Regions from separate parts of the Homo sapiens genome. Here region 2 is linked to region 1. A link is an interaction called in ENCODE POLR2A ChIA-PET data of the cell type or tissue named here. Cell type or tissue: MCF 10A. All regions are shown on one strand. Each heading gives the region's core, and the rest is flanking DNA. Links, peaks and the distances in the headings are about the cores only. Region 1 has its middle 36 kb from the start of HELZ. Region 2 overlaps HELZ (helicase with zinc finger).

The links. Peaks named below come from ENCODE experiments on the same cell type or tissue, not always from the same donor. Only the 100,000 strongest peaks of a DNase experiment are listed, where the experiment ranks them.
Region 2: POLR2A ChIA-PET joins it to region 1 with 20 read pairs; 8 of 35 experiments call an interaction of 5 or more read pairs at or near these places.

The regions. Positions count from the first base shown.
Region 1 is chr17:67,275,872-67,286,590 of GRCh38, reverse strand. No RefSeq gene overlaps it. Among named protein-coding and RNA genes, the nearest start is that of HELZ, 36 kb to the right of the region's middle. In MCF 10A, for the core only: no CTCF peak of the experiment used is centred there; DNase peaks (open chromatin) are centred at 4,630 and 6,070.
Region 2 is chr17:67,215,381-67,226,099 of GRCh38, reverse strand. HELZ (helicase with zinc finger) reads left to right here. Exons shown (of 33, transcript NM_014877.4): 4 at 7,278-7,505; 5 at 10,165-10,201. The coding sequence starts at 7,296. It also overlaps the pseudogene RPL36AP48. Among named protein-coding and RNA genes, the nearest start is that of HELZ-AS1, 24 kb to the left of the region's middle. RefSeq lists an enhancer at 1,793-2,087. In MCF 10A, for the core only: a CTCF peak has its summit at 4,828 (motif pointing left); a DNase peak (open chromatin) is centred at 4,839.

The DNA.
Region 1 (10,719 bases), core at 1,340-9,339:
AAAAAAAAAAAAAAGAATGACTGTGATCTTGGGATTATTATAAAAATACTTTAACTGGCTGGATGCAGTGGCTCACATCTGTAATCCTAGCACTATGGGAGGCCGAGTTGGGTGGATCACCTGAGGTCAGGAGTTCGAGACCAGCGTGGTCAACATGGTGAAAACTTGTCTCTACTAAAAATACAAAAATGAGCTAGGCGTGGTGGTGCGGGCCTATAATCCCAGCTACTTGGGAGGCTGAGGCAGGAAAATCGCTTGAACTTTGCGGGGGTGGAGGTTGCAGTGAGCCAAGATTGTGCTACTTCACTCCTGCCTGGGTGAAAGAGCGAAACTCCATCTCAAAAAACAAACAAAAAAAACTTTAACCTGGTGGAGGCTTTGAGAAGAGGTCATGGATATTCCCAGGGGGTCCCCAGATGACATTTTGAGAACTGCTGGCCTAACCCATTCTTTATTTTATTTTATTTTATTTATTATTTTTGTGGTACCTAGTAGGTGGATGTATGGCCTAAGCCATCCTTCAGTGGATATTGTACTGCCAAGGGCAAAAATCCTCCTAACTCATACACCACCTCAGGGTTGGTGTGCTGGTTCCCTTCCTTTAGATTTTTTTGTTTGTTTGTTGTGTTTTAAGATGATCTCACTCTGTCGCTGTGGCTGGAGTGCAGTGGCGTGATCTCAGCTCACAGCACCCTCCACCTCCCGGGTTCAAGTAATTCTCATGCCTCAGCCTCCCAAGTAGTTGGGATTAGAGTTGCCCACCACCATGCCCAGCTAAATTTTGTATGTTAAGTAGATACGGGGTTTCACTGTGTTGGCCAGGCTGGTCTCGAACTCCTGGCCTCAAGTGGTCCACTTGCCTTGGCCTCCCAAACTTCTGGGATTACAGGCTTGAGCCACAACACCTGGCCTTCCTTCTGATTTTTGCATGACTCCCTCTTACTCCATAAAGTCTCCACCCAAAATGTACTATTTACATTCCTTAGTAAAACTATCTTGGGTCACCTGGGTAACTGTCTCCTTACCTTGCACTTACTGCTACCCTGCACTAGGTTATATATTTGTTTACCAGTCTGTTGTTTAAGAGCATAAGCTTTCCAAGGGCAGGTGCTTTGCTTTGTTCATGTGTGTGGGCACTCCATAAATGTTTGTTGAATGAGTCAACGAATGTGAGTGATGATATAAAGATAATCTAGAATACACTCTAATTTATATGAAAAATAAGTGATTTGGGCTGGGCATGGTAGCTCATGCCTGTTTTCCTAGCACTTTGGGGGAATCACTTGAGGCCAGGAGTTCAAGACCAGCCTGGCCCCAGACCAACATGGCGAAACCCTGTCTCTACTAAAAATACAAAAATTAGCGGGGCAGGCTGGGTGCAGTGGCTGACGCCTGTAATCCTAGCACTTTGGAAGGCCGAGGCAGGCGGATCATCCGAGGTCAGGAGTTCAGGACCAGCCTGGCCAACACGGAGAAACACTGTCTCTACTAAAAATACAAAAACTAGCTGGGCAGATACCTTTAATCCCAGCTACTTGGGAGGCTGAAGCAGGAGAATTATTTGAACCCAGGAGGTGGAGGCTACAGTGAGCCGAGGTCATGCCACTGTACTCCAGCCTGGGCGACAGAGCAAGGCCTCATCTCAAAAAAAAAAAAAGGTGGGGGGAGCTTTTTGTGATGTATTTTAGTTTCTTCAGCAACTTTTTTTGTTTGTTTGTTTGTTTGTTTTTTGAACAGAGTCCTGCTCTGTCGTTCAGGCTGGAGTGCAGTGCAGTGGCACAATCTCGGCTCACTGCAACCTCCACCTCCCGGGTTCAGGCAATTCTTTAGCTTCTGTCTCCTGAATAGCTGGGATTACAGGCACCCAGCACCATGCCTGGCTAATTTTTGTATTTTAGTAGAGACGGGGTTTCGCTATGTTGGCCAGGCTGATCTTGAACTCCCGACCTAAGGTGATCCTCTCGCCTCAGCCTCCTAAAGTGCTGGGATTACAGGCATGAGCAACCGTGCCCGGCCCAACCTTTTAATTAGAAGGTTATCTGATCGTCCTCAATGGAGAGATAGTACTTTGGGGCTATGAGAAATGTAGGTAAGGCATTTTATAATTAAGGCACTAGTACCAGCACTTTGCATTTTTCTTTATTCCAATAGACTTTAATAATTTAGAACAGTTTTAAGTTTGCATCAAAACTGAGGAAGATACAGAGACTTCTCATATACCTATTGCCCCCATATAGGACAGCCTCCCCCATTATCAATATCCCCCGCCCGAGTGGTACCTTTGTTACTGTCAGAGGCATTTGAACGAGAGCTACTCCATCTTGAACAGGAGCTGGGTAAAATAAGGCTGAGACCTGCTGGCTGAGACCTACTGGCTATATTCCCAGGAGGTTAAGGCATTCTTAATCACAGGATGAGATAGGAGGTCGGCACAAGATACAGGTCACAAAGACCTTGCTGATAAAATGATGTGGTAAAGAAGCTGGTCAAATCCCACCAAAACCAAGATGGGGATGAAAGTGATCTCTGGTCATCCTCATTGCTCATTACATGCTCATTATAATGTATTAGCATGCTAAAAGACACTCCCATCAGTGGCATGACAGCTTACAAATGCCATGGCAATGTCCAGAAGTTACCCTATATGGTCTAAAAAAGGAAGGAACCCTCAGTTCCAGGAATTGCCCACTCCTTTCCAGAAAACTCATGAATAATCCATCCCTGGTTTAGCATATAATCAGGAAATGACCATAAAAGTTGCCAGCTAGCAGACCTCGGGGCTGTTCTGCCTATGGAACAGCCATTCTTTATTCCTTTACTTTCCTAATAAACTTGCTTTCACTTTCCTCTATGGCTTGGCTTCAAATTCTTTCTTGTGCGAGATCCAAGAACCCTCTGTCGGGGTCAGAACTGGGACCCCTTTCCAGTAACATTACCATCAATGGGCCTGTACAACATCATCACTCAAAGCCCATAGTTTATATTAAGGTTCACTCTTGGTATCGTACGTTATGGGCTTGGACAAATGTAAAATGACGTGCATGTATCTGCATTATAATATCATACAGAGTAGTTTCACCCTCCCCAAAATCCTGAGCTTCACCTAGTCATCTGCACTTCACTTTTTTTCTGGAAACGCCTGGGCCCAACAGGCAGTTCCTTGGAATGGTGAATGGCAGAAGTGCAGGTAACACAGTCTTTATTTATTTATTCTTTTTGACGGAGTCTTGCTCTGTCGCCCAGGCTGGAGTGCAGTGGTACGATCTCGGCTCACTGCAACCTCCGCCTCCTGAGTTCAAGTGATTCTCCTGCCTCAGCCTCCCAAGTAGCTGGGATTACAGGCGCCCACCATCATGCCCAGCTAATTTTTGTATTTTTAGTAGAGACAGGGTTTCACCATATTAGCCAGGCTGGTCTCGAACTCCTGACCTCAGGTGATCTGCCCACCTCAGCCTCCCAAAGTGCTAGGATTACAGGCGTGAGCCAATGTGCCCGACCCAGGTAACACAGTCTTATGTGCTGTTTACACACTTTGATTGGGACTGGATTCTGGGGGAAAAAACATAATAAACCAAGCCAGATGGATCACAATTTTGCCCTTCATATTATCATATTATCATTTTCCCTTCAAAGGTCTTTTGGTTTGTTTGTTTGTTTGTTTGTTTGGGTTTGAGATGGAGTCTTGCTCTGTCGCCCAGGCTGGAGTGCAGTGGCGCAATCTCAGCTCACTGCAACCTCTGTCTCCTGAGTTCAGGCAATTCCTGCCTCAGCCTCCCAATTAACTGGAACTACAGGTGCAGGCCACCACACCTGGCTAATTTTTTGTATTTTTGGTAGAGATGGGGTTTCATCATGTTGGCCAGGCTGGTCTTGAACTCCTGACTTTGAGGCAGGCAGATCACTTGAAGTCAGGAGTTCCAGACCAGCTTGGCCAACATGGTGAAACCCCTATCTCTACTGAAAATACAAAATTAGCCGGGCATAGTGGCAGAGGCCTGTAGTCCCAGCTACTTGGGCGGCTGAGGCAGGAGAATCGCTTGAACCTGGGAGGCAGAGGTTGCGGTGAGCTGAGATTGTGGCACTGCACTCCAGCCTGAGTGACAGAATGAGACTCTGTCTCAAAAAAAAATTGATTTTTAAAATATAGTTTCATGATCTGCTTTTGTCAAAATGGCCTGTAGCACTATATCTAAATATCTGTCAGGATGTGCTTTGCTCAATTTTACAAAATCTCTCAAAGGGCGGTCATGAGCTTTCCTGATAGGAATTCTCAGATTTCGATTTGAACTTGATGGCCTGGAAACAGGAACATCAGGGTGGTTATGGTGCTGTACATATTCCAAAAGCAGCCCCATGAAGTCTGTACAGTAAATCTGGTTATCTGGCCTGACCTAGATAATAATATCTAGACTGGAAAAACAGATTTGCTCTTATTGTTATTGCTGTTGTTTTGTAATTAAAGTTCTATTTAATAGAGAGTTACTATTTAGGTCATACCTTGCTGACTCAATATTTAAAGAATTAGCAAATCTCACTTCCTCGGGCACTCCCAGCCTGACAGGCTGGGCATGGAGACACGAGTAATAATCCTAATTGTAATGAGGCTGGGTGAGCTGAATTTTCATCCTGCTCCCATCCCCTGAGGCGCCAAGAAACCTCCCGGCAATTTGGGCCTGCCAGCAATGGTTGTCAGTTGAGGTAGGATGCTTTGTCATGCAACTGTGAGCAAGGAACATGGGCAGGCTCACGTGCTAAGCACGGGGCAAAACAGATTCGTTTATAAGAAACAGGATGAACGCTGTGTTAATAGAAGGAATATGAATCTCCTATGCAGTCCAGACAGGAGAGGGTTTTGGGAGAAAATTAATCAAGGCAACATATGTTTGATTTTTTTTTTTGAGATGGAGTTTCACTCTTGTTGCCCAGGCTAGAGTGCAATGGTGCGATCTTAGCTCACCGCAACCTCTGCCTCCCGGGTTCAAGGGATTCTCTTGCCTCAGCTTCCCGAGTAGCTGGGATTACAGGCATGTGCCACCACGCCCCGCTAATTTTGTATTTTTAGTAGAGACGGAGTTTCTCCATGTTGGTCAGGCACGTCTCAAACTCCCAACCTCAGGTAATCCACCTGCTTCGGCCTCCTAAAAAGTACTGGGATTACAGGCGTGAGCCACCTTGCCCAGCCACATATGTTTGATTTTAAATACCCTAGGACAAACCAGCTGCAACTCGAAGTTGAGCCTCTCCCTACCCTAAGACATCCCCCACATTGTTGAAACCAGAGCTTACTCTCATCTCCCTGGGGAAGCCAGGAAGGCTGGAGCTCCAGGAACCTAGTTGACTGCTTTGCAGGAGCAGCAGTGACTGGGCCATCAACATGCTTTTGACACCAGAGGCTTGTGAAATTTGCAAGACACAGACAGGGAGAAGGATGGGAATTGGAGCTTGATCATTTTTGTAGGGAAAGGTGACCAATGGGGAAGAAAGAGGAGGAAAGGAATCCAAAGTAGAAGGCGGCTTAAAGGCAAGTCAGAATGGACTTCTTATTTGCCAGAAAATCCACTGCATGACACAATACTCTAGATACTTTCTAAATAATCAAAAGAAAAAAAATCAAATTGTATTCAGAATTCTAATGGACTTTTACACCTAGCAAATGTCTGGGTTTTTGTTGGTTTGTGTTTGAGGTGTAAGGAAGGAGTGATATCTCGAATATAATCTTGGATTCTATCACTAGCATTTAAATTCAGTGGGTCAGTACAAACCCAAGAAATGCCCTAAAGAATAGGACTTTGCAGAATACATAGGAGAGCTGCCCAAATGGCTAATTTAGGTTTTCCAACAGGGCTATTCCTCTTGGAGGTAGACACTGGACACTGGATGCTCTTAATTTCTTTTCCAAAAGTGAAAAAAAAATGTTATATTGGTGGTGAAAGCCCTTCCTCACCTCTGAGAGACGAGTAATGCAAACTATGGGACTGATGAGGTCAGGGTACCGGGTATGAGGCTCTGGTTTCAGCAAGGCAGCAGCTGGAAAAACTGTCCAACCTCTTCTCCTTGGCAAATAGGGCCTTGGATTCTAGCCCAGGCCAGGAGCTTGGGAGTCAGGTCTGGGCTTGAAAGAGGACATGATCGGTCAGCAGTTATGAGGCAATGGAAAATACCGAAATTGATTCTCCAGTGAGGGTGGGTTAGGCCTGTGCTCTGGGTCATGGTGCAAAGGCGAACTGGTATTGAGTCTCGGGAAAGGGCAAACAAAGAAGGAAGGAAAGCTTTGAAACATCAAGTCCAAAGCCAGGATTTGAAAGGGTGGGTTGGCAGTCCTGAATTGGCAAGAAGAGGGGAGGCCTGACGATCCCCAGAGGAAAATTTACATAGGCAAGAACTTTTATGGAGTGGAATGGATAGGACTGTTGAGAAGTCCTCATCATCATAGGACTGAAGAAGGGAGGACCTCCTGTGGGCCTTGGAAAACCATAATGAATGCCAAACAGAAAAGATGAATCTTCTGAGATACTTTCCAGGGAAAAGGGGGAGGGCAATGTCTATTTGCTATATATATATATATATTTTTTTTTTTTTTTTTGAGACGGAGTCTTGCTCTGTCACCCAGGCTGGAGTGCAATGGCACGATCTCAGCTCACTGCAACCTCTCCCTCCCGGGTTTAAGCGATTCTCCTGCCTTAGCTTCCTGAGTAGCTGGGATTGCAGGCGCCCACCACCATGCCCGGCTAATTTTTGTATTTTTTAGTAGAGACAGGGTTTCACCATATTGGCCAGGCTGGTCTTGAACTCCTGACCTCAAATGATCCGCCCGCCTTGGCCTCCCAAAGTGTTGCGATTACAGGCATGAACCACTGCACCTAGCCTGGCAATGTCTATTTGCATTCAGAGACACCCCCGCGCCCCTGCACCCCCTCCTCCCCACTCAGCATCCTCCCACCCTCCGGACCTTCCCAGGCAGGGCTTGTGCTCTTCAGTTCCATTTAGTGTCTGCAGCTGTTCTCTGCGCAGTTGTTACCGGTGATAAAAGAAAAACTTCAGCCGAATTAAATTTAATGGCGTTTAATTAAGCAATGACAATTTGCAAATTGGGTAGCCCCCAGAATCACAGCAGATTCAGAGATTCCAGCGTAGCCACGTGGTGGAAGAAGGTTTATAGACAAAAAATGGGAAATGACGTACAGAATTTGGAAGTAAGGTAAAGAACAGCTGGATTGGTTACACCTCGTTGTTTCCCTTATTTGAACAGACTTTGAACACTCAGCAGTGTATGAATGGCTGAAGTATGGCCACAGGCATTGGCCAAGACCTAGCTATTGTTACAGGTGCATACTTCTAGGTTAGGTTTTCAATATTGTCTACCTATTAAGCTAGGTTTTGGTTCACCCACAAGGATTCAAATATAGAAATACGGAGTCCTTCTCAGGCCATATTTAGTTTGCTTTAACACCGGAAAGGGGTCCCAATCGAGACCTCAAGAGAGGGTTCTTGGATCTTGCACAAGAAAAAATTAGAGGCGAATCCATAAAGTGAAAGCAAGTTTATTAAGAAAGTAAAAGAATAAAGAACGGCTACTCCATAGGCAGAGCAGCAGCTTGGGCTGCTGGACTAAGGATACTTATAGTTATTTCTTGATTATATGGTAAACAAGGGGTGGATTATTCATGAGTTTTCTGGGAAAGGGGTGGGCAAGTCTCGGAATCAAGGGTTCTTCCCTCTTTTAGACCATGTAGGGTAGCCTCCTGACATTCCCATGGCATTTGTAAATTGTCATGCTGCCGCTGGGAGTGTCTTTTAGCATGCCAATGAATTATAATTAGCGTATCATGAGCAGCGAGGACGACCAGAGGTCGCTCTCGTCGCCATCTTGGTTATGGTGGGATTTGGCCAGCTTCTTTACCGCAACCTGTTCTATCAGCAAGGTCTTTGTGATCCGTATCTTGTGCAGACCTCCCATCTCATCCTGTGACTTAGAATGCCTAACCTCCTGGGAATGCAGCCCTGTAGGTCTCAGCCTCTTTTTACCCAGCCCCTATTCAAGATGGAGTCGCTCTGGTTTAAACGCCTCTGACACACTGAGTAACTGGGCAGGTTTTTGTGGCTGGGTGTTCCTTGCTACTTATGATCCAGGAAGTGGAGGTTGCTTATACCCGCAAGGGATCTGGGACAAAGGAGCTATCCTCTGCCTGCTCTGGATAATCCCTTTGCTGTTTTTGCTTTTTTTTTTTTTTTTTTTTTTTTTTGAGACCAGGTCTCCCTCTGTCACCCAGGCTGGAGTACATTGGCACGATCTCAGGCTCAATGCAACCTCCCAGGCATAAACCATCCTCCCACCTCAGCCTCCTAAGCAGCTGGGACTACAGGAGTGCACCACCATGCCCGGCTAGCTTTTGTATTTATTTTGTAGAGAAAGAGTTTCACCATGTTGCCCAGGCTGGTCTCGAATTCCTGGGCTCAAGCAATCCTCCCACCTCGACCTTCCAAAGTGCTGGGATTACAGGCGTGAGCCACCGTGCCTGGTTCCTGGATGATTTTTTTGCTGGCCTTTCTCTAAACCAAATACACACTGAATGCTAACTAGTGTGTAAAAGCAGCTCTTTCGGCCGGGCGCGGTGGCTCACGCCTGTAATCCCAGCACTTTGGGAGGCCGAGGCGGGCGGATCATGAGGTCAGGAGATTGAGACCATCCTGGCTAACACAGTGAAACCCGGTCTCTACTAAAAATAGAAAAAATTAGCTGGGCATGGTGGCGGGTGCCTGTAGTCCCAGCTACTCGGGAGGCTGAGGTGGGAGAATGGCGTGAACCCGAGAGGCGGAGCTTGCAGTGAGCCGAGATGGCGCCACTGCACTCCAGCCTGGGCGACAGAGCGAGACTCCGTCTCAAAAAAAAAAAAAAAAAAAAAGCAGCTCTTTCCTAAAGAGTTTAAGATCTCATGCAAAGCCACACCAAATGTGAAGGGGATGGTGATTAGGGCCATATCCTTGTCTGCTCAGTCATTTTCAACTGGATCGTGCCCATTACCCTCCTTTTAACCAAACATTTTGTAATACTCTCTCTGTTCTCCTGAAATGAAATTCATGGGAGCGGGGAGGTTGAGGGGGGAGGGAGAGCATCAGGAAGAACAGTTAATGGATGCTGGGCTTAATACCCAGACGATGGGATGATCTGTGCAGCAAACCAGCGTAGCACATGTTTACCTATGTAACAAACCTAAACATCCTGCACATGCACCCCAGAACTTAAAAGTTGAAGATAAAAAAAGAAATTAATATAGAAAATAACCCACTTATGCACATAATTCCAAAAATGAAACTCCACAATACAATGACCTAATATAAAGGAGAAATAAATGGCATTTAATTTATAATAAAATAAGGTAAATAAGATACAAAATTTCAATATGTAAATGCTTGGGCATGGCTACACTAGAAGACATAAGGAAGTAACCAGATGCCTGTGCGTAGCTATGGAGTCATCCCAACTGGCACACTACAAAGACAGACTGGGATGGGTGGACAACATCATTGACTTAAATACCAGGGGTACTGTGGCCAGTAGTGACATCCTTTCCAAAAGAGGAAATAACTTTTGGGAGGGCCCTGCACAAAACGAAGCACAGAATTTATATGATAGTCGAATCCCTAAAACTTTCACGATTATTTAAAATGGGTGGCTGGGGCTGGGAGTGGTGGCTCACGCCTGTAATACCAGCCCTTTGGGAGGCCAAGGTGGGTGGATCACCTGAGGCCAGGAGTTCGAGACCAGCCTGGCCAACATGGCAAAACCCCGTCTCTACTAAAAATACAAAAAATTAGCTGGGGCCAGGCGCGGTGGCTCACACGTGTAATCCCAGCACTTTGGGAGGCCAAGGCAGGCAGATCACGAGGTCAAGAGATCGAGACCATCCTGGCCAACATGGTGAAACCTGTCTCTACTAAAAATACAAAAATTAGCTGGGCGTGGTGGCGCACACCTGTAGTTCCAGCTACTTGGGAGGATGAGGCAGGAGAATCGCTTGAACTGGGCAGATGGAGGCTGCAGTGAACCAAGATTGAGCCATTGCACTCCAGCCTGGGCAACAAGAGAGAAACTATCTCAAAAAAAAAAAAAAAAAAAAGTGCAGCTGGGCATGGTGGCTCACGCCTGTAATCCCAACACTTTGGGAGGCTGAGGCAGGTGGATCACTTGAGATCAGGATTTCGAGATCACCCTGGGCAACATTGTAAAACTCCATCTCCCAGGCAGAGGGGCAGCGCCAGGACCAGGAGAACGGGTCCTTGCTAAACATCAAGGTCAATCAGGAGGCTGAGATCGCCACCTATCGCCACCTGCTAGACGACGACGAGGACTTCAATCTTTGTGATGCCCTGGACAGCAGCAACTCCATGCAAACCATCCATAAGACCACCACCCCCCAGATAGTGGATGGTAAAGAGGTGTGTGAGACCAACGACACCAAAGTTCTGAGACATTAAGCCAGAAGAAACAGGGTACACTTTGAGGAGCAGGAGGCCAATAAAAAGGTGAAAGGTAAAAATAAAAAAAAAGAGAAAGAGAGAAACTCCATCTCTACAAATAATACAAAAATTATCTGGGTCTGGCTGGGTGCACTGGCACACGCCTGTAATCTCAGCACTTTCGGAGACTGAGGTGGGCAGATCACCTGATGTCAGGAGTTCAAGACCAGCCTGGCCAACATGGTGAAACCCCGTCTCTAC
Region 2 (10,719 bases), core at 1,456-9,455, 61 kb after region 1:
TTAGGAAAGATGGGGTTTCACCATGTTGGCCAGGATGGTCTTGATCGCTTGACCTTGTGATTCACTCGCCTCAGCCTCCCAAAGTGCTGGGATTACAGGTGTGAGCCACCACGCCCGTCAGGGAGTTCTTTATATTTCAGATCTGAATCCTTTTTCAAATAAGTGATTTGCACAAAATTTCTCCCAGTCTCTAACTTGTCTTTTATTCTTTTAACAGTGTCTTTTTCATGGTACAAAAATGTTTAATTTTGATAAAATTTATCGATTTTGCTCTTTTGTCAGATTGTGCTAAGATGAATCAATTTTAGAACAAGTTTCTGTTTTATAAAAGTGGCAAAAAGTAAGTTAGGGATGGGATACTGTCTGAAAGTTGACTTTTGTGGAAGGATGCAAATGTTACCATTTTATGGAAAGATGGTGCTAATTAATACACTCCTTTGTCTTGGGACACTTAGGATTTTTGCTTAACCAAGGAGATAATTGGCTTAGGGGTGTGTGTGTGTTTTACATTTTTTAAAATGGTAATCACTAACATTGCGGTTACTAACACAGACATACTTTTTATAATGCAGAACTATGTTAACCCTGTTTCAGAATTAAAAGGTGATATTTCACTGTCACATTTGGTGCTTTTGGGAGTGCTGGACTTTGAGTTTTTACTCTGTTGGAATAGCATTAGAACCTTAGTTGCTTGTGGGCTCAGAATCAGTGTCGTGGTAAAAGTAGGAGTTGTCGGGCTGCCTGGATTTGAATCCTGCCTCTGTCGTTTACAGTGTAACTGGATAAGTTAACTCTGTGCTTCAGTTTCCTCATCTGTGAATGGGAATGATAATAACAATTCTAATATCTACTTTATAGGGTCATTGTGAGGATTAAATTAGATTACGTACATATAATCTTTTAAACATCTGGCACACGATGAACCTTCAGTAAAAGCTTCTTGTTATTACTGAAGTAACTTTATAAGTTGTTAAAACAAATGCTTTGGGCTTATATATATATGTAATTTTTTAAACATAAACTCAAGATTTTATTGTCTTCATAATAAAAGATGACACATAGAACTGGATCACTTGACCCTTTCTCTTATCTCCTTCCAGTTCAAAATGCTTGCATCTTTTTAATAGCCAGCATTCTCTTAGATCTGTTTGGGCTCAACGCACTCAAGTCTTAGCACAGTCGTCTTTGTAGTTTTAGCCTTCTTCCGGAAGATCGGCTTAGTTTGCCCACCATAGCCACTCTGTTTCATGTCATAACGCTGCTTTCCCTGGGCATACAGAGAATCCTTGCCCTTGTACTGTGTCGTTTTGTGGGGTTGGTGCTTGCCACACTTCTTACAGAAAGTCCGGCGGGTTTTAGCAACGTTCACCATGTTTGCATGAGCACTATGGGCATGGAAACCTAGGCTTATATTTTTAAGACACAGAAGAATCATATATCACACTAAGCCATTTGTCTCCCATGCTCACTTATTTTTTCTCTTTACACTTACTGTTATTAGTAATAAATAACATGATCATTGTTATTAATAATCGTGTATACACTATTTTACAAGACAATTATCAGCTCATTTGGTACTGATCAGATTATCTAAATTAAGACTGTCTTGGTTCCAACTGCCTGAAATATCAACCTAAACTGACTTAAGCTGGAAAAAAGTTTCTTGGCTTACCTAACTTCGAAGTCCAGGCACAGCTAGCCAGAGCTGGATTCAGGGGTCAGGTGATGTCATCAGGACTTAGTTTCTCCCTGTGAATCAGCTCTGCCTTTTCCTGTATAGACTTCAGTTGCTGACACTGTAAGAAAAATGGCTGCGGTATATTCAACCCCCTGTAGTTTCTCAGAATTTAGATTCAGCTGCAAGGAGCTTCAGTTTCTTTCCCAGAAGCCTCAGCGAGTCTCATGGTGTCTCATTGGCTCTTACAGGGTCATATGGCCTACCCTGAGCCAATCCCTGTGTTCAGGGCTGTGAGGCTCGGATTGGCCAGTTAGTGTCACATGCCACCCCACATCCCTGGTGGAGTTAGCTCTTCAGGAACCACATGGTCTGAGAGATGGGGAGAGGTGAATTCTCGAAGGGAAATCGTGGGCTTTTATTACCAGGGAAGGGAATGGGTATTTGGTGGCAGAACAACTAACGTTCATTGCATGGTATTAGTCTCTTTTTATAGGTCAGCAACAGATCAGAGGAGTTAGTGGATTTGGATTAGAGTCCTGGTTTCTGATTTCAGCTTTCTTGCTTGTGAAGTCACATCCTCCAAGTCAGTGTTTCTCACAGGGATAGGAGTTTAAAGGAAATTAGTGTTTTATGTTCCTTTGATAAAAGTTTGGATATTTTTTTTTTCTTTGAGAGGGAGTCTTGCTCTGTCGCCCAGGCTGGAGTGCAATGGCGCAATCTCAGCTCACTGCAACCTTCGCCTCCTGGGTTCAAGTGATTCTCCTGCCTCAGCCTCCCGAGTAGCTGGGACTACAGGCATGTGCTACCACATCCGGCTAATTTTTTGTATTTTTAATAGAGACGGGGTTTCACTTTGTTAGCCAGGATGGTCTCAAACTCCTGAGCTCAGGTGATCTGTCCGCCTCAGCCTCCCAAAGTGCTGGGATTACAGGCGTGAGCCACCACGCCCGGCCAAGTTTGGATAATTTTTAACAGGAAGAGAAAGAGTCAAGACAGATGGGGCGGACCTCAGCAATGGGCGAATGTGATGCTTCTTCCTACATTGGTGTGCTTAATGTGCTTAATGTGACTCAGCTCCAGCGACTTCCATTCCCTGGGCCACTCTGTCCCTGTGGGAAAAATCCTTAGAGACCCAACTTAGTATCTTCTTTTTTTCTTTTTTGAGACGGAATCTCGCTCTGTTGCCCAGGCTGGAGTGCAGTGGCGCGATCTCGGCTCACTGCAAGCTCTGCCTCCCGGGTTCATGCCATTCTCCTTCCTCAGCCTCCCGAGTAGCTGGGACTACAGGCGCCCGCAACCATGCCAGGCTAATTTTTTTTTTTTTTTTTTTGTATTTTTAGTAGAGATGGGGTTTCACCGTGTTAGCCAGGATGGGCTCGATCTCCTGACCTCATGATCCACTCGCCTCGGCCTCCCAAAGTGCTGGGATTACAGGCGTGAGCCACCGTGCCCGGCCTCACTTAGTCAGTATCTGCCCTTGGATCTGGCTGTTACGTTCAGGTAGCAGGATCACATACAATAGATACAGATGTATCGATGTGTCCTAGGCAGGGGTGTCAGCTACACTCTTGAAGTGTATCTGGGAGCTGGCCTCATTTAGAAGTACTTCTAGATCTCTCACTGCGTATTATCCATAGTCCATTTTAGCATGGCCTGAGATGTTTTCTCATTTTGACTTTGACAGACAGTTTTGCTTTTATGCTTGATAAACCACTTTAGCTTCTTCAGAAGGAGTGGGTGCAGTAAGGTCATGCTGTTTTCTGAAAAGCTCGACAAAACAGCTGAACGGAGCATGCGTTGTATTGAGTTCCACACTACAGCTAAGTGACCCTACTGTGATTCAGGTAGATCTTGGAAACTAGTCATCAGGCCCTGATTAACAAAGGTAATTGGGGTAGATATCCACTTCTGAGGAAGGGTCGTAAATTGAGTCATTTCCTCTCAAAGCTCCTGAAATTCATAGTTCTGCGCTTAATCTCTACTTACATATTAATGTTACCGAGCTCTCCCTGGCTAATATGTTTGGGAATCATTGTTGATATTAATCTTTGTGATCATCCCTCATAGCCAGATTTACGGTTTAGCTAGTCCTTGTCAGTGACTTGCAGATATACTTTTTTCTCCAATGGCTATTCTTTGGATAATCATTACCAGTGTATTGAGATGGAGAAAATAGGTGAAAATCCTCTGTCAAGTAGGTAAAGTAATTACATAGAATAATACTTCATTGTCTATACCGTATTGTATGTTGAGATCAGTAAAGTGATTTCAGCTTTATGTAGGCTGGGTACAGTGGCTCACGCCTGTAATCCCAGCATTTGGGAGGCCAAGTTGGGATGATCTTTTGAGGCCAAGAGTTTAAGACTAGGCTAGGCCACACATTGAAACCCTGTCTCTACAAAAAAATAAAAAAAAAATTAGCCGGTTGTGGTGGCATGCACTTGTAGTCCCAGCTTTTTGGGAGGCCAAGGAAGGAGGATGATTCCCAAGTGTGTGGCAGCAGGAGCTATGATTGCACGACTACACTCCCAGCATGGGCTGCGCAGCGAGACTCTGTCTCTTAAAAAAAAAAAAAAAAACACAAAAAACAGCAACAACAACAACAAAAAACTTTATATAAAGTGAAAATAAGGAATTTTAGAGACATTATAATAGCTAACACTTATTGAGCACTTATGTCCCAGGCATTCTTTTAAGTACTTTATAGGTATTATTTCACTTAATCCTTGCAGTAACCCTAGGAGGTAGGTATTAGTTGTCTTCCCAGTTTAGAGGTGAGCAAGTTGAAATAATCCATGTAAAGCCACTTGCCCCAGGCTATGCAGCTGGAGAGTGGTGCAGCTGGTGAATTCTGGTTCCCAGTCTGTGCTCTGGATCACTGTGCTATACTCATTCCTAAGAAAGATTTTAGCTGGTGCATTATTAGCTTTGTTTTCTTACGACTTCTTTTTGTATTATTGGTCTGGATGTGGGCTGGGAGTTCTGTAGGGAAGATTTGCTAATTCTAGGGCCTCTGGTATCCATGGACTTTATGAATCTTGTGTTGCTGTTATCTGGCAAGCAGTGTATGCTTGTCTATATTAGTAGTTCTCAACTAGAGCTGATTTTGCCTTCTCCAGACATTTACTGGAGACATATTTGGTTGTCACAAGTCAGGGGACGTGCTACTGACATCTGCTGGTGAGGACTAGGGATAATGACTGCTCAATAACCTACAATGCACAGAATGGCCCACAGCAAAAAATTATTGAGCCCAAAATGTTAATAGTGTTGATATTTTATATCTGGACTATATCATGAGTTAGTAATTTTGTAATGCCACTCTTTGTCTAATGGGCAACATTGCTGTAGTGATACAGAAATTATTTTTGACTTTTATTGAACAATTGATTTCACCCACATCAATGTATGTTTGTGTAACAGGCATGCATACCAACTGTGTCTTATTTAAATCCCCTTACCCTTAAACTAAACTGGGAATTACAGCCTCCCTGAAGGAAAGCTGAGGAAGTTTAAAGGGAAACCATGTAAAAGACCAAGAATACAGTACTCTTTTTTTTTGGGGGGGGGGGAGTTATCTTAATAACACAATTAAATTTCTTCTTTTTTTATATTAAAAGTGTTAGTTTAGGCTTGGTGCAGTGGCTCACACCTGTAATCCTAGCACTTTGGTTGGCTGAAGCGGGAGGACAGCTTGAGCCCAGGAGTTTTGATACCAGGCTGGGCAACATAGGGAGACCCTGTCAATACAAAAATAAAATAAAATAACGATTTAGCGGGACATGGTGGTGCATGCCTGTAGTCCCAGCTACTCAAGATGCTGAGTTAGAAGGATTGCTTGAGCCTGGCAAGTCGAGGCTGCAGTGAGCAGTGATTGTGCCACTCTACTCGAGCCTAGGTAACAGAGTGAGACCCTGTCTCAAAAAAAAGTGTTAAAATTAAAAATTCCAAACTGAGAAAAGTAGGGAATGTTATATTGTACCACATGTGTAAATCCCCAATATTGAACAAATGCTGACAAATACTGTTGAAGTCCTTTTTGAACTCTCCCTTATCTCATTCCCTAGCTATTTCTACTGTTTTGGTAGACCAAGAATCTCAAAAGCTGAAGGGGCTTAGACCTCTTCAGATGTCTGTCATCTTGCCTCCTGCTGCTCTCTATGAGCTGCCCATCAATGACTTTTCTCCCCTCATCTTGCACTGCAGTTTATTGGCAGCAGATGGTTACAGCACAGCGAGGAGAGGGCAGGGCCCATGTGTCATTATAAAAGCCGAGAAGGCTGGCAGAGAACATATATGTAGGCTGGAGGCAGGCGGAAGGGACAAAGAAGTACCGTAAGGCCAGCGGTTAAGGTGGAAGGTAGGGAGGAGCAGGAGAGAGAGAAGGTGGATGCAGGCACGGAAAGCAATCTGTAAGTTTGACAGAGATGGTCAGCAAGAGTGACTCTTTGGAGCAGTATTGTGAATGTCAGGTCAAAGGATGTCGGTCTTCTGTGTCCAAGTTTTCCACCCCTGCCATGAGTGTTATAGCTAGGGAGAAACAACGTGTAAACTCCTGCTATTTCTTACTTGGACTATTTTAGTGATCTCTTACTAATGGCAATGTTTGCCATTTCTTCCCCTGTGGCAAGCTGTGATTTCTTCTATTTCTAACCAGTTCTTTATAGAACTGGTAGGACTTATGTTTGATAGATTCCTTCCGTATTTAAAAAATTTCATCGTGTTCCATTGCCTGTGGAATAAAACCCTTGCTTCTTGTTGTGGCATTTGAGGTCATTCATAGCTTCTCTTACTCCTCTGATGTACCTTGAGTTTAGGCTGTGTATTTTCTCCCCTTGGTGATTTCACTTGAACTCGTCTCTCTGAAAAGCTCACATTTGCTCTCCCTGTCATCTGTATGGTGAACTCCTGTTCACCTTTTGCAATCAGCTCATGCCTTTAGGCAGATGGAATAAGTCTTTTTTGTAATTGTTCATTTGTGCTTTGCCTGTCTTGCTAGAATCTGAGTTTCTTGAAAGCAGAGATGACATGCCCTGTCTTTGCATTCATTGCTGCTAGCACAGGGCCTGGCCCTCGAGAAATGTTTGTTGAATTGAATTAATGGACAGTTCATACAGTTCCAACCAGTTTTTTAATTGGTGGGAAATAATCCTGCATGGTATAGATTTTGGTTTTTTGCAATCATGGTCACAGAACTGTGAGACTGAAATTAGGAAACTGAAATTTGGAGATTTGGATATGAAACGTTTCTGTCCCTTTGGTTAAGAAAGGGGATCCTTTATGGTTTGTTGTATACTTTGCGGTATTCACAGTCATGTTTCATTTCTAAATTTGCCTCATTTATAAATTTGTTATATTGTTGGTATGATCCTGGCTTATGATTGACATTTTGCTTGAATCTTAGTAAAGACTTCATAAAATATCAAAGAGAAGTATAGATTTTGTAGCATCAATAGCTGCTGCTTAGCTGTGACCTTGATCAAAAGGCTAGCTGAGAGTATTCAGATAGATAATTAAGCCAGCTGAGATAGGAATGGGGCTAGAATTTATAATTAATAAGTTTAAAAAACCTTCTCTTGTTCTTTCTCCCTGTCTGTAGGATTTTTGTCCCTGAGTCATGGAAGACAGAAGAGCTGAAAAGTCATGTGAACAAGCATGTGAATCACTTAAGAGGCAGGACTATGAAATGGCCCTCAAGCACTGCACAGAGGCCCTTCTTTCTCTTGGCCAGTACTCCATGGCAGACTTCACAGGGCCTTGTCCATTGGAAATAGAACGCATCAAAATCGAGAGTCTTCTCTACAGAATTGCCTCATTTTTGCAACTGGTGAGTAAACACTGTCAATAAGCCAATGCTGAACTATGTAAAATGGCCTTTTTCATTGAGGGGTGACGATACAAATAGCTAATTCTGGGCCAAAGAGATGTGAGTGAAGTGGCTGGTGATTGCTGAATATATTTGATGGCAAGGTAACTACGTTTTTGAACCTTGAAAACTGTTCTACTTTAGGGCATTTTGGATTATGCACTCACTCAACAAGTATTTATTGAGTATGTACTGTGTACTAGACACTGTTCTAGGTTCTTGTTATATATATTGATGAAAGAGAAAGAAAAGTCTCTTCTTTATGATACTTTTTCTAGTAGGGGAACAGAAAATAAACAATAAGCATTATAAAAAATAAACACCGGCTGGGCGTGGTGGCTCATACCTGTAATCCCAGCACTTTGGGAGGCCAAGCCAGGTGGATCATGAGGTCAGGAGTTTGAGTTGGCCTAACCAACATGGTGAAACCCTGTCTCTACTAAAAATACAAAAATTAGCCAGGCGTGGTAGCGCGTGCCTATAATCCCAGCTACTCAGGAGGCTGAGCCAGGAGGATCGCTTGAACCCAGGAGGCAGAGGTTGCAGGGAGCCGAGGTTGCACCACTGCCCTCCAGCCTGGGCAACAGGGCGAGACTCCGAGACTCCGTCTTAAAAAAAAAAAAAACAACAAAAAACAAAAACCAAAAAAAAAACCCCACCATAGATTGTTAAAAGGTAGTAACCGCATGAAAAAAGGAGAACAGGGCAGGGGAGATTGGGAATATTGGGGTTAGAGATGTGGTTACAATTTTAAATAGAGTGGTCAAGGCAGGCCTCATTGAGAAGGTGATAACCAGAGGCAAGGGGGTGAGCCATGTGTAAAACTGGAGGAAGAGCATTGCAGGCAATGGAAACAGACCCAGCAGCAGAAGCATGCCTGCTGTGCTTGAGTAGCAGCTAGGAGTTAGTGTGGCCAGAGTAGAGTGCACGCGGTGGAGAGGTGGGAGGACCAAAGCCTGTGGGGCCTGCTGGCTCGTGATAAAGACTTTGGTTTTTATTCTCTGTGAGTTGGGGAGCTATTGCAGGGCTTTGGGCAGAGGAGTGGTGTGATCTAATTTAACAGAAATTGTTTGACTTTTGTGCTGAGAATAAACTGTAAAGGGATAAGCGTTGATGCAAGGAGACTAGATTGGAGACTATTAGAATAATCCAGGCCAGAGTGGCTCAGATCAAAATGGTAGCAGTGGAGATAGTGAGAAGTAACTAGGTTTTGGTTTATACATTGAAAATAGAAGCAATCAGGTTTCCTAATGTATTGAATGCAGGGAATGAGGGGGAGCAGTCGCAGTTACTTACCTCGATACTTTTTGTCTGAGCAATTGGAAGAATGATGTTTCCTTCAACTGAGGTTAGAAGGCTACAGCTGGGGAGGAGGTTTTGTGGGGGAAGGTGGGAGTTCAGTTTTGGACGTACTGAGTTTGAGATGTCATTCAGATACCCAGCTGAAGATGCTGAGTAAGCAGTCAGATATGCACGTATGGAATTTGGGAGAGAGATTCATTGAAGACTGTGGGATAGAAGTGCTATATGATGTCTTGAGCCAGCGTAGAATCACCAAGGGAAAATGAGCATCATAGAGAAGAGGCGAGGACTGAGGGCCGAGTCTTGGGCTGCTGCAGTGTCAAGAGGTTGGGGAGCAGAGCAACAACCAGCAAAGCAACCTAAAGAGCAACCCTGAGGAAAGGGGAAAGTGTGAGAGGAAGGAGTCCTGGTAGCCGCGTGAAGGAAGGAAGTGTGTCCAAGTGAGGAAATGAGGAGTAGTGTCAGCAGCTGCCAAGAAAGCCATGAGAATGTGTCTGAGTGGGCACATGTGAATCGTGTGGGTCCACATGGATGCAGTGGAGGTCACTGGTGATCTCTTGAGAGTGGCTTCCTTGGAGTAGTGGGTGAAAGTCTGCTTAAAAAGAGGGCTTAGGAGAGAATTGGGGGAAGGAATTGAAATACATCAACATAGACAACTCTTGAGGAGTTTTGCCATGAAGAGACACTAAAGAAAAAAAAGAGAAAGGAAAAGGAAAAAGAAAAAGGAATGGTAGCTAGTGGGAGAGATAAAGTCAAGGGAAATATTTTTTTAGATGGGAGAAATAACTGTATTTCTGTATAGAAATGAACCAATCAAAAGCAAAAAATTAATGATGTAGGACAAGTCGAGGAGGCTTGCTGGAGTGCCATACCTGCGTAGGCGGCTGAGTTGATCTGCACAGGCGTAGGTTGACTTTAGAAAGGAGCATGGTAGTATGTCTGTTAACAGGTAGAAGGAAGACAGAGTGTATGCTGGGAAGTGGGGAGACGTGGTGGTGACAGTCTATGAAAATTCTCTTCTTGTGGCTTCAGTTTTCTCAGTAAAGCTTTTGGCGGGGAGGGAGGTGCTGATGAGTTAGGGTTAGAGAAGGTGAGAAGTAGGAGTGGGGGTCCATGGACTAGGAAGTATACTGTGACGTTTATTTGTAGAGTGCCCTGTAATCCTCAGAGGGCACATGTGTTAGCTTTGCTCTGTGAATAGTAAGTTTACAACATTAATGATTAAACTTTGAAACAAAGCCAAGTTTCCCTTTGACAACATCTCTGTTAAAAGCAGCTCTTGAAATACTTAATTTTATCTTGTATTTTTGTTTTGCAGAAAAATTATGTGCAAGCTGATGAAGATTGTAGACATGGTATGTTTAAAAATGAGACTCGAATTATTGAATTGAACAATGTTTAAGGTTTGATTTTTTTTTTTGGCTAATTTCAAAAATGATGATAATGTTTGAAAAGCCCACCTTACTGTGGTGGCTAGTGACTGATTTGGATGATGACATTCCCACTGAGCTGGGCATACCTGTGAACATTGCTCTTACTCATGAATGTTTAAGTTCTTGTCACTCCCCTGGGAACATTGATGATGTGTCCTTTTGAAGTTTGTGTGAGGCCGGGTGTGGTGGCTCACACCTGTAATCCCAGCACTTTGGGAGGCTGAGGCGGGCAGATCACAAGATCTGGAGTTTGAGACCAGCCTGGCCAATATGGTGAAACCCCATCTCTACTAAAACTACAAAAATTAGCTGGGCGTGGCGGCGCATGCCTGTAGTCCCAGCTACCTGGGAGGCTGGGGCAGGAGAATTGCTTGAACCCGGGAGGCGGAGGTTGCAGTGAGCCGATATCACAGCACTGCACTCCAGCTTGGGCGACAGAG